4 separate regions of the Homo sapiens genome follow, and regions 2, 3 and 4 are each linked to region 1. The links are chromatin contacts, found by Hi-C or POLR2A ChIA-PET in ENCODE. All regions are on one chromosome and are shown on one strand. Each heading gives the region's core, a stretch centred on a gene start or an enhancer-like site at or near the end of the contact. The rest is flanking DNA. Distances are from core to core; before and after follow the strand shown. Region 1 holds the start of FKBP2 (FKBP prolyl isomerase 2). Region 2 holds the start of MTA2 (metastasis associated 1 family member 2). Region 3 holds the start of ZBTB3 (zinc finger and BTB domain containing 3). Region 4 overlaps POLA2 (DNA polymerase alpha 2, accessory subunit).

Region 1 (3,590 bases), core at 458-2,957:
GCCTGGTTTGGGCGGCAGGCTCCCCTCAACCCAACCCACAGTTTTTTGTTTTTTTTTTTGTTTTTGGACAGAGTCTCACTCTGTCACCCAGGCTGGAGTGCAATGGCACAATCTCCACTCACTGCAACCTCCATCTCCTGGGTTCAAGCGATTCTCCTGCCTCAGTCTCCCAAGTAGCTAGGATTACAGGTGCCCACCACCATGCCCAGCTAATTTTTGCATTTTTAGTAGAGACGGGTTTCACCATGTTGGCCAGGCTGGTCTCGAACTCCTGACCTTGGGTGAACCACCTGCCTCAGCCTCCCAAAGTGCTGAGATTAGAGGCGTGAGCCACCGCGCCCGCCCAACCCACACAGTTTTCTCCACCCTCGCCTCCCTTGCATCCTGCAGCTTCCTTCATCATCAGTTGCTGCCTGAGATTCTCCTGACTTGTCTATCCTAGCCCAAGCCCAGCCCCTACCCTTCTCCCTGCAGCCTCCAGTGCCCAGGGCTGAGTGGTTTGGGGTGGATGAAAGGCCAACCTTGGGCACCACTGCTTTGCCTGCTGAAGCAGGACATTCAGGGGCAGAGTTAACTCAATTGGGCAGCCACTGGGAGGGGCAGCCACCCTAATGGAGGCTTTCTCTGAGGTGTTGGGTCAGAGCATGTGGGTATGATCTTAGTGGGCCTAAGGCAGGAGTGGGTTGAACCAGGAGACAATTCCTGACAGCGATTACTACTTTCAAATCATTTTCTCAGTCATGATGTCACTGGACATGCCATAGGTCAATTAGCATGAGGCAGAAAGGGGTTAGGGCCCCAGAGCTACCGCCTCCAGAGCCCAGTTAGCCCCACCAGTCACGCACAATGCTTCACATGCACCTCCTCACTTTCTCCTCGCTCGATTCTGAGGTCAGCATCATGATTGTCTTCCTTTTACAATTGAGGAAATAGGCTCAGAAAGGCTAACTGGCCGGGGGGATTTGACCTCAACTCAGCTGTCTCCCTAACCTTCAACCTAGGTTTAGCTGCCTCTCAACTGCAGGTTCATTACTTCAGTTGACAGATGTTTGGTGGCTGCTGGGGCGCCTGAAAATAAGTCTGGTGGGGGAACAGGCCCAGCCAGATCATTCCAGTCATGAGTCACAGCCCAGGTGCACAGGTAGAGGTAAGCCTGGCTCCTGGGAGAGAGATGTGGGCAGGAGCATTGGCTGGAAGCCAGGGCTTGTCATTGGACATCATCTCGGTCCTGCAGGGGCCCTGTGGGGTGGGTGTCATCAAGCCCGTGTTACACGCCTGTATTGGATGACAAATTCTACCAAGCACACAGCCGACCGGGAGTTCAAACGTGAGTGTCACTGTGAAGCCCAGGCTCCACAGCGACTGAGGGCCGTGGGCCATGATGAGGCCCGGGAAAACAGGAGTGCTGTGGGAGAGGCTGGGGGCGACTTGAAATGGCGCCTCAAGACCCCCTCCGGGAACCCACGCCCGCCTGACCTTACTATCACCTCGGCCGGAAGTGTCTCCGGCCTTTTCGGAAGTCACTTTCACCTAACCTTACAGACTACCGCTCCGCCGGAAGTGACGCAGGGCAGCGGCGTCGCGGGGGCGGGGCTCGGGAAAGACCCGTGCCAGCGGGCGTGTGGCCGCGGGTTTCGCACGGTCCAATAAGGGAGGGCGGCGTGGCCCGGCCTGGTAGCGACGAGGACGCGCCTGCGCAGAGGCGGCAGCACCACCGGGGTTGACTCCGGGGGCGCGGCGAGGAGGTGAGCGGGGGCCACAGCCCGGGCTGGGGGGAGCCGGGGTGCAAGAGGGCAGGCTGGATCAGGCCGGGCAGAAGCGGACCGGGCTCCGAGTGTCAACGAGAGCTAGGTGACGAGGAAATTGGGGGTGGGGGCCGGAGCTGTCCGGAGATGCCGCAGGGGGAGGGTTCTCACGCCGCACGGGGCGGAGTCCTGGGACTCGGGGCGGGACGTGGAACCGGGACGGGTGGGACCTCCGAGCTGGTGCCAGTGGAAGGCGGAGCCCGGCGGCGGGGGGCGGAGCTAGGAGGGTCGGGGGACGGAGCCTGGCTCTTGAAGGAGGAGCTGGAGGAGGTGAAAGGCGGAGCCTCGGGGTCGGAAGCAGAGGGGGACGGAGCGGAGGCGCTGGGGGCGGGGCTTCAGCCGGTGAGTGGCGTGGCTACGGCTCCGGAAAAGGGGTCTAGTTCTGTCGAAGGCGGGGCTGCAGGCCCGGGGGCGGTACCGCGTCCTCCGAAGGGCGGTGCCAAGGAGCCAAGTGAGGAGCCTGGCCCGAGTAATGGCCCCGGGCGTCCTCGCGGGGGTGGTCTCCGTGGTGGCCGGGCTTGGGGACGCCGTAGGCCGAGAACTCCACCGGGAGAGGTGGTGTGGGTGGAGCGGGCTCGGCGGCCAGCAGACACAGGGCCAGTCTGGGTGCCCCGGAGACCCCCAAGGGCTCAGAGTTGGGGCGGCGCCCCGGGCGGAAGCACAGGGCCAGGCTGGGGGGTATCTCCCGAGGACCCGGGCTCCTCGGAGCCACCCAGTGGGGATGTGTGGGTGCCTCGGGGCCGGCCCCCTGCAGCGGCCGCAGAGGTGTTGGTGTGCTGGACCGGGGGCAGCTGGGTGTGGCGTGAGTGGGGCCGCCCAGTCGGGGCAACTGCAGTGCAGCCAGATAGGGTCTGGACTTTGCGTAAAGGGACAGGCGGGAACTGAAGAGCGGAGGTGGGGACTGGGAGGGAGGGAAGGTATGGGGGTGAGCAAAGGGGCGGGTCCCTGGCTGCTGTGGCCTCCCCTGACCCCCTCCCCCCGCTGCTGGGGTCCTCGGCCAAGCCCCCTTCTCACTGGACTGGTAAGTGTGGCCCCGGAGCCCGGGGGAGAGGGCGGTGACCCGGGACAAAGGGGATCCCCCGGGGCAAGGAAGATACAGTGGCGGTGGAACCCTCCTGTTACCTACCCGTGTTCCATACTCTCCCTGCCCTCCCCCACGTTCAGTCGGTCGGTCGGGGTCTGTGCCCACAGAGACATGAGGCTGAGCTGGTTCCGGGTCCTGACAGTACTGTCCATCTGCCTGAGCGCCGTGGCCACGGCCACGGGGGCCGAGGGCAAAAGGAAGCTGCAGATCGGGGTCAAGAAGCGGGTGGACCACTGTCCCATCAAATCGCGCAAAGGGGATGTCCTGCACATGCACTACACGGTGAGTGGGTTGGGCGGGCCTTTTGGGAGTGGGTGGGGCTTCCGAGGACCAGAGAGTGCTTGGGAGTCTGGTTCTCCATAAGCCAGGTAGGTGACCTTGGGCAAGTCCCCTCTCGCCTCTAAGCCAGTTTCCATGGTTCTGCCTTGCCCTTGCCTACTGCCCAGGTGGGCACCAGCAGGCAGTGACAGTGTACTGTGAGCTGCCCAAGGCTCTGTCCTCTTAAAGAACTATGACCAGCTGGGCGCAGTGGCTCACCCCTGTAATCCCAGCACTTTGGGAGGCCGAGGCGGGTGGATCACCTGAGGTCAGGAATTTGAGACCAGTTTGGCCTCATGATGAAACTTTCTCTGCTAAAAATACAAAATTAGCCAGGCGTGGTGGCGGGCGCCTATAATCCCAGCTACTTGGGAGGCTGAGGT
Region 2 (3,590 bases), core at 321-2,820, 1.6 Mb before region 1:
AGCAGTGGAAATTGATCATCTGGGAACAGAAATGCACAAAGAGACAAATAACAGTAAGTTTCAGAGGGACCTAAATTAAAAAGCCCAAGAAAATATGAGTAAAGACTTACATTCAAGGATAGACTTCCAAATCCCTTTCCTTTGCCCCCAAGAGACAGAATAGTAAAGTTCCTGCTAACCTCTCAATAGCCTTTCCTGAATACATCCAATGAATGAATGAACGAATATGAATGGGTACTTAGTATAGGATCCTCTCTTCCACCAGAAGTTAGAAACCTCAGAAGAGACCACTGCGGGAGGGAGGGAGAGGGATTCTGCTCCACTCACCTTGTTGAGCTCCTCAATCCGTCTAACCAGGTAAGGATTGCTGGAAGAGTTCTCAAAATAGACGTAATCTGTAAGGGAAGGGAGGGGGGAGAACCACGAAGATCAGAGGAGATGGGAGACGCAGAGCACCAGGGTAGGAGAGAAAGTTGGCCTGAGTGGATCAAAAGGAGATAAGGATTCAGGTAGAAAGGGCGCTGAGATGTGAAAGTGGACAGACTAAGAGAAAATAAGGATGTCCCCCATCCCCACCGCACCTAGTTCTAAAATTAGATCCTTTACTCAAAAGAGAGCCTTAAGGAACAGGCAAGAAGCAGGGGTTCCCCTGCAGTCCCCACAACTCAGCGATGAGTTGCACCCCAGTCGCGGCGAAGTAATTGTCCGCTCTAGCGCAGGGCCCCTACCTTTTCGAATCGAGGCGCACAATAACGCCTGGGAAGAGGAAACCTCCGGGCGGCTCCCCCGCGGTGGCAAAGCCGTCGCCCCAGCCCCTCGCGTTCCCTCCCTACCCTGTCAGCTCCTTCGGAACCGGTTCCGAAGGCCACTCCGTGCCCCGGGGAGCCCCTGACGCAGCCCCGAAAGTGCCGTCGGGGCTGCCCGCAGCTTCTCTCTGGGAGTCTCGGAGCCCTGCCGCGTCGCGGTTCCCCGCACCCTCTCTCCTCGTCTCCCGGTTCCGGTTCCGGTCCGCGCTCCGGTCCACGCTGCCCCATACGCTGCGCCTCGCGCCACCCGGTGCCGAGCCCCTCAGGTCCCTACCCCAACCTCTCCCGCCCCGGGCCCCGTATCCCTGCGCCCGGTACTCACCTCCCACCCGGTACATGTTGGCCGCCATGGCCGTTCCCGCCGCCGCCTCCGGCCGCACAAAGGGGTCCGGGAGGCTCGCGGGGGCAGGGCTCGGCTCGAGGCAAAGCCCCGAACGGTGGGCTGCCGCTTCGAGGGAGTCTCACTGGGGCCCGCGCAGCCGGCACCTCCGCTGCCTCAGCCGTCGCGGTTCATCCCGGCCCGCGCTGTCGCCGCCGCAGCTATCGCCTCACTCCCGGGACGCTGAGGCTGGCCCCCGTCCGCTCGGCTTCTTCCGGAACGAGCTCGGCTCCTGCCAGGCCAGAGCCAGGCTCCAGCTACCCCCGCCCCCGCGGAGTCCCACTAGTCGTTGGGCTCTGCCGGCCGCAGGGAAGGCTTGCCGGGCCCGCCTCAGGGTTCGCCTCCTTCCGGAACACCTTCGGCCGATCCGGAGAACAAGGCCCACTGCTCGGCTCAGGTCGGAGAGCGAGACCCCGCAGATCGGCTACTTCCGGAAGAAGTTCGGCTCCTGTCGGGCAACCGCTCGGCTATTTCCGTCGCAGCTCGGCCCCACCCCCTTTTCCGAGGGCGGGAGAGGAGTCGGGCTTAACTCTGTCCTCGCTGGAGCCCTGCAGCTCCTCCTCGCGCCCCAAAGACTCGCGCGCCTTAGCGCTTCGCCAGGTTATTTGCAAGCGGCTTTGCCTGTCATTTGCATAAATGGTCTACGCTCCCTTACCCTTTCCGCACGCCTCTTTTCCTTCGTCCCCACCCCACAGAGCCCCGGAGGCGCCCGGCAGCGCCCCACAAAAGCACCGGGAGGCGACTTTGGTTCTGGTTTATTGCCCCTCAGCAGGCAGCGGGAGTCAAGGCCTAGGCTGGGGCTGCCCGGCTCAGCCAGCGGGTCTAAACAGTGTGTGCAGGGGCGCCGTTCGCGCCCTCCAGGAAAATGCGCGATCGGGAATGTCTCGAAGTCAGTCCAGGAAAGAGTCGGCCCCTAGTCGTGGGGGATTGGGCCAGGGAAGGGCAGGGCGGGGCGGGGCCACGCCGCCGGGCCAGTCGGTCCCGCCAGGCAGCGATCAAACGTCGAGGGAGGAGGCGGGGGACAGGGAGGGGGTTCGAGAGGGCGTGGCGGGCGCCGGCCCCGCGCCCCCAGCGCCCAGCACTCGCCACTGGAAGATGCTGGCGTCCTTGCCGCCCAGCGAGACGAGGTGCGAGTCGTCGTGCGTGAATCGGACGCTGGTCACGTGGCTGCCGTGGCCCCCGTACATGCGGCTCGGCGCCTGGGCCGGAGGGAAGAGTTGCGGTGGCGGCTGAGCCCTCGGGCCCACCGGTCCCACCCCGGCGATCCCCGCGGCCTCACCTTGGCACGAGCGCACGGGTACTGGAAGAGATGCACTTTGCAGAAGTCGTCGGCCACCGCCACCACGCGCTCGTTGTGGGAGCGGCACAGGGAGTTGATGTCGGTCCCATCGGAGCCGTCCGGCCAGACGCCTAGCACAGCGGCCGGCCTCAGCCCGACCTCCTACCCACCGCCACCCACGGCCCAGAGCTACACCATTTCAGGCGCTCCGGCAGCCGCGGCCACCCACTGCCGCGTTCCAGGCAAGCCTTCCCGGTCCCGAGGGGCCTCCTGGGCTGGATCTTCAGGTTTCTGGACTCTCACCCAACGACACACGCCCAGCGTTCCAAGCCCAAACTGGGCTCCACCTTGTCCCCCACCCTTCCAGCAGGTTTCCACGCCCCTGCTCACCGTAGACGTGAAAGCCCAGCACACAGGTGTAGGTAGCCCATTCCCGGTCTCGGCTCTCATAGCGATTCTTCAGCTGCTTGCAGCCTCCAGCCACGTCCCCTGGGGAGAGGGAGCCCGCCCAGCTCAGCTCTCACCCTGCCCTCAGTAGGGAAGATGCCAGGGAAAGCCAGACTGGAAAGACTGGCATGAAACCCGGCGATGGCATGTGATCTGGTCACCGTAGTAGCATCACCTCCTCCCCCTGTGAAACCCACCCTGTGTGCGTCCTGTCCTGAGCTCTGGCTGAAGTTCTAACAGCTTCCACGAGTTCCTCCTCCCTAGATAAGTCAAGTGCTCCACACTTGCCCTGAGAAACTTTTCCCAAACAATCTTTTCTTAGCGCATTTTTGAACTCCCTCAAGTCAACAAGACATGGTGTGAAACTAGTTGTTTCCAAATCACGAAATTTCTCCTACATATAATTCCAACTCCACTTTAACCCCATCTCCACTTCCTTATCTAACAACACCTCTAACAGCCCCCCCTACACAAAACCCACTCCAATTACCCTCTCCCCATGTCCTGCTCCACTGCCACTCACAGTAAAGAATCTCATAGTCCCCAGAATTGGACATGATGAAATTCCCATCCTTGGACCAGTCAAGATGAGTGATGAAGCTGGAGTGACCCTGGGAGCAAAGGTCAAGAGTTTTAAAGTATCCCATCCATTTCCCATCCCCAGAGCCCCCTTGATGCA
Region 3 (3,590 bases), core at 632-3,131, 1.5 Mb before region 1:
TGACTGCGTGTAGCTCCGCAGGCAGTAGCGGCACTCATAGGGTCGCTCACGTGTGTGCACCGTGGCATGTCGCCGTAGTGTGTAAGAGCATGAGAAGGTCTTCCCACATGTCTTGCAGGTGGGAACATCCTCAGTAAAAACCCCAAAGCTTCCTGGAGCTGCTTCGTACTCAGAAGACAGGTAAAGTGGCTCATGCAGGGATGCGGGTGCAGGCAGAGGTGAGGTCACCAGTCCTCGATGATACTGCCCTGCACCTGGCAGCAGATGGTAGGGTAGATGAGGGTCTGTTGGCAGGAAGTGGTCACTTGGCCCCACCTCCTCCAGTCCTGCTGCCCCTGGGTCTTCAAAAGCCTCTGGCTGGGAGGGCTGTGCCCCATACACTGCTCCTCCAGATGGGAAAGCTCTCTCAGGACCCTGAGGCTGTTCATCTGACACATCAGTCTCTTCATCAGAGATCACAATAGCTTCAACTTTCACCTGGACCAGCTCAGCTTCAGCTGGGGCTGGAGCCTGGGATGGAACTGGAGCTGAGACAGGGGCTGGGGCTGACGTTGGGGCTGAGGCTGGGGGATAGAAGCCTTGCAGTGGTCCTCCAGGATCCTTTGGTTCCACCACCCTCAGACTCTCAGGACCCACATCAAGAGATGGCAGTGGCTCCAATGAAACTGCTGAGATGCCAGAAGAGAAGTAGTTTGTAGGAATGGTCTCAGTGGAGCTACTAGGGCTGGCAAGAGAGACATCAGCCACTGGTGGATGAGGTGCCCGCAGATGTGGTGCGTCAACCTCCATGCCAGGCTGTGTAGTGTCAGCCCCACTAGACATTGGTGGCTCATCTGGAGGACGGACAGTAGGTGAGGGAGCAGCAGAGCCTTTCCATTCCCCTTTGCCCCAGTGGCCTGATGTCTCAGCAGATGCCAACGAAGGTTGGGTGCCACGGGAAGTACTAGACAAAAACTCCAAACTAGGAAGCTGTGAGTTGGTTTCCTCCTCCTTCTTGGTACTGTCTGCCTCTGCCAGGGCCCGGGCTTGAAGCCGCCGCTTACACACCTTGACGATGTCATTCATGTGCAAGTAGCTGGCAGCTGCCAGCACATCCTCCACAGGGGTATCCCCTCTCAGGGTCAGCTGGCCAGCATACATAAAGTCCAGAAGCAGCCCAAAGGCTGGGGCTGTGACAATTTCATTGTGAATACACACCAGATCCCTCTTGTCCAATTCCCGCTCCTTGTAGAAAAGCTGGAAGAATGGGCTGCAGGAGGCCAGCACAGCCCGATGGGCCAAGAACTGGGTACTACCCACCATCACGGTGCAGTCACAAAGGAAACCCTGGGACCGCTGCTCCCGGAGGCTCTGCAGCAGCTGCTGACTGTGTTCTGGGAACTCCATAGTACCCCACGAAGGAAAGGGGGCCCAAAAAAGGTCCCCACCAGTGGCTCCCTGAGAAAAAAGGGCAGTGAGTTAAGACAGGTAACCTCCCCAGCAACCTTATCAGCCCTTAACTATCACTTGCCACTCCAAAACAATCGCTTAAGTTACTGCCCTTCTTTCTCCTAGGTCACACCCAAAGCTCTCCCATTAGCTCCGCCCACCTCGGCCTAACCTTAGAACAGGCCCCACCCCCGTCCGATAAGCCCTGCCCCCGGAAGTCCCGCCCCTTAGCCACCCTCCGCTTCCTTGATGCCCACCCGGTAGCGTCCAACGGCTCCACGAAGTAGAGATCTTTTTCGCTCCCAGGCCTTGCCAGGCGATGCCTCTACGCCCCACTTCGAGAACTCCCTAAGCATCTCCCTCACGCATTCCAGGGGCTAAGGACTACCAGGGTGGGAACTAGCGGAGAAAGCTGATACCTCACCCACCACCGAGCAGCCACAGGGCGAGCTCCGCCCCTTCCCACCTTCTCAGCTTTAATTGGCTTAAGATTGCCCTCCCCTGTCACGGATTGGTCCGCTCTCCACTAACCATCCTCCCTCTAACTGCCGTCTACAATTGGGTGCTCGCCGCCATCGCTTTTGCAGTCAGGCGTTGGATTGGGTGACGCTCCTGTCCTCAACTTTTCCTCTTCGTCCCGCCTTCCTTGCCTCCGAGCCCTCAGGATTGGCTGAGCTTCTCCTTCTACCTAATCCAGCAGGCAGGAGGTACCCGGCTCCGAGTCGCTGAACGCGGCGCTCTCCTGGCGAGGCTGGAGGTCGGGAACCCTGCAGTGTCGGACCCGAGCTGACAGCAAGCCACTCCCGCTACAGGCTGACAGGGAAAAAGAGAACCAACTAGGCCAGGCGCAGTGCTTCACGCCTGTAATCCCAGGACTCTGGGAGGCCGAGGAGGGCGGATCACTTGGGGTCAGGAGTTCGATACCAGCCTGGCCAACATGCTGAAACCCCGTCTCTACTAAAAATACAAAAATTAGCAGGTCTTGGGGGCGCGCGCCTGTAATCCCAGCTACTGGGGAGGCTGAAGCAGGAGAATCACTTGAACCCGGGAGGCGGAGGTTGCAGTGAGTCAAGATCGTGCCACTGCACTCCAGCCTGGGCGACAGAGTAAGACCCTATCCCCCCACCCCCCCAAAAAAAGAGAACCAACTGGTGACTGTGGGCAATAGCCCCACGTCCCTGAACTGCGTTTGTCTCTTGAAGGTCCCTTCCTCTCAAAAATTCTAAGATTTGCCGGGTTCGGTGGCTCACGCCTTTAATCCCAGCAGTTTGGGAGGCTGAGACGGGCAGATCACTTGAGGTCCGGAGTTCAAGAGCAGCCTGGCCAACATAGTGAAACCCCATCTCTACTAAAAATACAAAAATCAGCTGGGCATGGTGGCGCGTGCCTGAAATCCCAGCTTCTAGGGAGGCTGAGGCAGGAGAATCTCTTGAACCCAGGAGGCAGAGGTTGCAGTGAGCCAAGATAGCGCCACTGCACTCCAGCCTGGGAGACAGAGCAAAACTCCATCTAAAACAAACAAACAAAAAAACATTTTAAGATGCCCTACTGCTCCACTCCTCCAAGCTAAGTTTCCGGGGCTCCCGGCTCAGTGATGGCATGAAAGAACTAGCAGCTACAGGGATGATGTCGTGGTGTCCCTAGCCTGGACTCTACAGTCAATTTACAGTGAGAGGATAGAGTGTTCTTTGTTTCCAGAGCGTGCTGAGCAGGTGCTGGTAGGAAGGGTAAGAATGGGGTCAGGATCATAAAATGTCCCAGGACAGGAGAGAAGAAGCAAAAACCGTGTCTACTGAAGAAATCTTTGAGAGTCTCTACACACCCAGAGGAAAAGGCTATAAGTTGGGAGTCACTGATAACTGCCCCGTCTGACCCAGGTAGTGTTACTAGAGGAGTAAACTCGGTGCCCTAATCCTCACTCCTTCACCCACCACCCTAAGCATCTCTACTTTATTCTGCAGTCAGGCCCTCCGATCAGACCTAACCAGAATTAGGGAGAGTTCATCTATACAACAAACTTGTGCTACATACATTCAGGATATGTTGGCCTTAGCTTGAGATCATGCCTCTTCAAGACACTGTGTTCATTCTTACAAGCCATACAATATTTACTGTATAGGAATTAAAACTAAGAAATGGGCCGGGCACAGTGGCTCATGCCT
Region 4 (3,590 bases), core at 732-3,231, 1.0 Mb after region 1:
TTGGAGGGACAGATGAGCCCTCCACAGAGAACTGCCAGAGGAGGTATCTGAAGTCATTCACAGACACAAGTGATTCTGATTTGTTCTTTTGGTGTCTTTGTTTCTCCCCTTGCAGTTTGGCCCTTTCCTGGATGCTAAGCATGAACAGGTGGAGGTGAGTGGGCTGGGGTGGGAAGGGGTCCTGGGTACTTGAATCCAGTCAGGCTCTCACTTTTCATTTTTTAGTGTTTATCCCACATCTGTAACAAACACATTAAGTCCTGTGGCTAATCAGAAAATCATTTTAGCAGAGCACTTTATTAATAAAGATCTGGAATCCAAGGGCCTCCTTTCACCAGAATACAAGGCTGTCTGGAAGCTGGGGGAGGGACATATAAGTCCTAATGTTCCTTTGTTTGTGATGCCTGCTGCTAAGGCACAAGAGCACTAGCACAAATGCAGGTGTCTGGCAGTCATGGGCTGCCCTGTGAAAGAACCTGTCCTGGCCAATACCCCAAGCTTATAACTCATCTTGCTGTCCTTTGCATAAAACACGAATGGTCCTTCCTGGGACATCTCCATGGCTGAGGTCTGGGACCTCCAATCCTTCGTCTCACGATACTTTACCTTCCATGGAAAATATTTCAAAGTACTCTTTCTTTTAGTCTCTCTCAGATTGCATTCAAGAGGGTTAATTCCCACATCTCTTCTCCTCCCTTCGACTAGACTTAGCTCCTTAAGACAAAGACCATGTCTTTTTCATCTTTGCGTCTCCTTCAGCTCCTAGCCCAACAGCTGACTTCTATGGGTCACCTAACAATGTTAAACAAGTGAATAAACACCAAACATCTGCCGTCTAAATCTGTCTCCTTTCCTTTCTTGCAGAATTGTCTACTGACAAGTCCATTTGAAGACATTTTCAAGCAGTGTCTACGAACAATTATTGAAGGCACAAGAAGGTCAGATTTCAAAATACTGGACAGAACCTTAAGCTTCTTAGGTTTCTCCAGAGCTTCCCATTAAGAAACTGAAACTGCTTAAAAGTCGTGGCAGGGCCAGGCTCAGTGGATCACACCTGTAATCCCAGCACTTTGGGAGGCCGAGGCGGGCACATCACCTGAGGTCAGGAGTTTGAGACCAGCCTGGCCAATATGGTAAAACTCTGTCTGTACTAAAAATACAGAATTAGCCAGGCGTGGCGGTGGGCACCTGTAATCCCAGCTACTTGGGAGGCTGAGGCAGGAGAATCACTTGAACCTGGGAGGCAGAGGTTGCAGTGAGCCAAGATCGTGCCGTTGCACTCCAGCCTAGGCAAAAAGAGCGCAACTCCATCTCAAAAAAAAAAAAAAAAAAAAGCTGGGCGTGGTGGCTCACGCACTTTGGGAGGCCAAAGCAGGCGGATCACCTGAGGTCAGGAGTTCAAGACCAGCCTGATCAATATGGTGAAACCCTATCTCTACTAAAATTACAAAATTAGCTGGGCGTGGTGGCACATGCCTGTAATCCCAACTACTGCGGAGGCTGAGGCAGGAGAATCTCTTGAACCCAGGAGGCAGATGTTGCAGTGAGCCGAGACCACACCATTGCACTCCAGCCTGGGCAACAAGAACAAAACTCCTTTTCCAAAAAAAAATCATGGCAGTTCCTATTCTTTCCTTCCTTTTGAACTACCGAGATCAGCTAGAACCCTTGAACTTCAAGTGCAAGTTAAGAGGCATCTCTGTAAAACACAAAGATAAACATACTTGACAAGGCTGCATCGGCTCTCACTCTTTGGTTGCTCTTTCTCTTCTATACTTAGTTCCTTTTCTCACTCCCTTTTGTATAAACTAATATTCCACGGGAATCTTCCCAGGATGGTTTTGAGAAGTGTTTGATGACTTACGCAGTGAAATCCTGTGAGACCCCAAACATCTTGTTGTGTAAGTGATTGTATTGGGTAAGCCCAAGTTCCTCCCAAGTCAGTGCTTCCCCAGGGTGCGTGGGAAGCTGCCAGTGGCTACAGCTGGTGGTGATAGAAACTCTCAGTGAGGGTGGGGCCTTGAATCCTTGCCATAGACCAAACGGAAGGAACTGTGAGAGGTTACAGCAGTGATGAGAGAGCTGTGCAGTTCTCATTTGAGAGGAAAGTCACTGTTCCAGGAAGAGGCTAAAGCCGGAAGTGGAAAGTTATTCAGAAATCTGACATCCTCCATTCCTGTCCCTTTTCCCCAGTGCCAGGGTTTGAAAGAAGTTGGTATAGGTGGTAGATCTCCTCACAAGATCTGCATGCTTGTAGCTGAGCTAATAAAATACAAATATTCCTGAGGCTAAGCATTTAAAAACGAGTCTGTCACAAAGGTGGTTTTTAAAATAAGATGTCTAACCTTCCGCCTTTTAGCCATGAGAACTGATCCCAGAATCAATAAGTTGTAACATTACCTTCTTGTACCAGCAGTGTGGGCCAGGATGGTAGATGTCACAGCTGGAATAAAGAACATCCCCCAACTCACCCCAGAATCAGAGACTTGGGTTGTGCCAGTGACAACCATGTCTGGTTCTGCCCTTTCCTCCCCTGCCTCCCTCAGATGAAGGTGATGCAGGTGCCTTCCCTCTTCCCCAGATTTGCTGTGATCCTGGTCAAGTTCATCAGGCCTGGAGAGTGGTTGGAACTCCTCAGGAGATAGACCCCCAAAACACAGGAGCAGGGCTGTGTTCTTTTGTCAGCCCTTGGGGATAGGCAGGGACTGTGTTGTAGTGCCCTAACACTGGCTGGGTGCTTTCAGTTTGAGGTCGGGTTCTGTTTTTGGTTCCTTACCCCGTGTGGTATTGACAGCAGTGATAGAAATAAAGCACAGATGAGGCATTGTCACACTGGGGATGAGAGCCCAGCACCACCAGGCACTTTCATCTATGGCCAGTGTGTGCCACAGGGCAGGGGGAGCTGCCCCACCCTTCTAGAAACAGTATATAAACAGTTCTTGGGCAGAGAATTTCTTTGTATTCCTGAGAGGTCAGAAATGCAGAGCATTAAGCTGAGTCATCATTAGTAAAAGTCAGAGCCAGGCTAAGCACGGGGCTCACGCCTATAATCCCAGCACTTTAGGAGACTGAGGCGGGCAGATCACTTGAGGTCAGGAATTCAAGACCAACCTGGCCAACACGGCGAAACCCCATCTCTACTAAAAATACAAAAATTAGCCAGATGTGGTGGTGGGTGCTTGTAGTCTCAGCTACTCGGGAGGCTGAGGCAGAATTGCTTGAACCCAGGAGGTAGAGGTTGCAATGAGCCGAGATCGCACCACTGCACTCCAGCCTGGGCGACACAGCAAGACTCCATCTCAGAAAAAGAAAAAGAGCCAGTGAGAAAGCACCTCAGAGAAAGCGAGCAGAGCCCGCGGTTCTCGTCCTGTTTGCGGGAGCAGCTGGAGGACCCTCCCGCTGTGACGTACGAGGTTGTGCAATGCTGAGCATAGTTGGGATGTTTTTCTGATCCCTCCTTCTATAGGCGCTTTCTAACCATGAGCAGGAAGGCTATTTCCTCCTTAACTATTGCCCTTCCAAAGCCTACACTGAAACAGGGCAATTTTGTCCCTTGAGAGCAGCCAGCTGCACCTCAGTCCTTTGTGTTT

The links. Hi-C counts contacts between places; a loop is a spot of excess contacts on that map. ChIA-PET counts read pairs that join two places held with the same protein, here RNA polymerase II (POLR2A). Pooled maps may share reads with other maps.
Region 2: a loop to region 1 is called in a pooled map, with 9 times the contacts of the local background. The contact joins the promoter of MTA2 here to the promoter of FKBP2 in region 1. A Hi-C loop is called at or near these places in 1 of 37 single-sample maps with no recorded cell type and 7 of 50 pooled maps. POLR2A ChIA-PET finds 5 or more read pairs at or near these places in 2 of 52 experiments (PC-9 and activated CD4-positive, alpha-beta T cell).
Region 3: a pooled map shows a loop between it and region 1 (8-fold over the local background). The contact joins the promoter of ZBTB3 here to the promoter of FKBP2 in region 1. A Hi-C loop is called at or near these places in 7 of 50 pooled maps. POLR2A ChIA-PET finds 5 or more read pairs at or near these places in 4 of 52 experiments (H1, WTC11, activated B cell and 1 more).
Region 4: POLR2A ChIA-PET joins it to region 1 with 17 read pairs in PC-9. The contact joins the enhancer-like site here to the promoter of FKBP2 in region 1. POLR2A ChIA-PET finds 5 or more read pairs at or near these places in 2 of 52 experiments (PC-9 and Panc1).

What each region holds. Positions count from the first base shown.
Region 1 is chr11:64,239,388-64,242,977 of GRCh38, forward strand. FKBP2 (FKBP prolyl isomerase 2) reads left to right here and starts at 1,708. Exons shown (of 6, transcript NM_004470.4): 1 at 1,708-1,745; 2 at 2,997-3,171. The coding sequence starts at 3,001. LOC114841035 reads left to right here and starts at 1,708. Exons shown (of 6, transcript NM_001370414.1): 1 at 1,708-2,826; 2 at 2,997-3,171. The coding sequence starts at 1,893. The coding sequence ends at 2,690. RefSeq lists enhancers at 715-1,617, 1,117-1,176, 1,217-1,336, 1,618-2,518, 3,421-3,590 and silencers at 1,617-2,636, 2,667-2,906.
Region 2 is chr11:62,600,295-62,603,884 of GRCh38, forward strand. MTA2 (metastasis associated 1 family member 2) reads right to left here and starts at 1,571. Exons shown (of 18, transcript NM_004739.4): 1 at 1,129-1,571; 2 at 328-395. The coding sequence starts at 1,156. It overlaps EML3 (EMAP like 3), which reads right to left. Exons shown (of 22, transcript NM_153265.3): 19 at 3,435-3,522; 20 at 2,855-2,953; 21 at 2,465-2,595; 22 at 1,924-2,384. The coding sequence ends at 2,181. RefSeq lists enhancers at 442-1,152, 587-636, 2,017-2,066, 2,575-3,284 and silencers at 887-966, 1,047-1,146, 1,217-1,266.
Region 3 is chr11:62,752,279-62,755,868 of GRCh38, forward strand. It overlaps ZBTB3 (zinc finger and BTB domain containing 3), which reads right to left and starts at 1,882. Exons shown (of 2, transcript NM_001370809.1): 1 at 1,686-1,882; 2 at 1-1,437. The coding sequence starts at 1,386. RefSeq lists enhancers at 535-1,412, 2,293-3,170.
Region 4 is chr11:65,288,935-65,292,524 of GRCh38, forward strand. It overlaps POLA2 (DNA polymerase alpha 2, accessory subunit), which reads left to right. Exons shown (of 18, transcript NM_002689.4): 12 at 116-154; 13 at 865-938. Among named protein-coding and RNA genes, the nearest start is that of CDC42EP2, 24 kb to the right of the region's middle. Within about 2 kb of position 1,982, at least 30 of the 41 ENCODE cell types and tissues checked have a DNase peak (open chromatin) inside an H3K27ac peak, as active enhancers do; they include PC-9, where a contact is called at or near this core.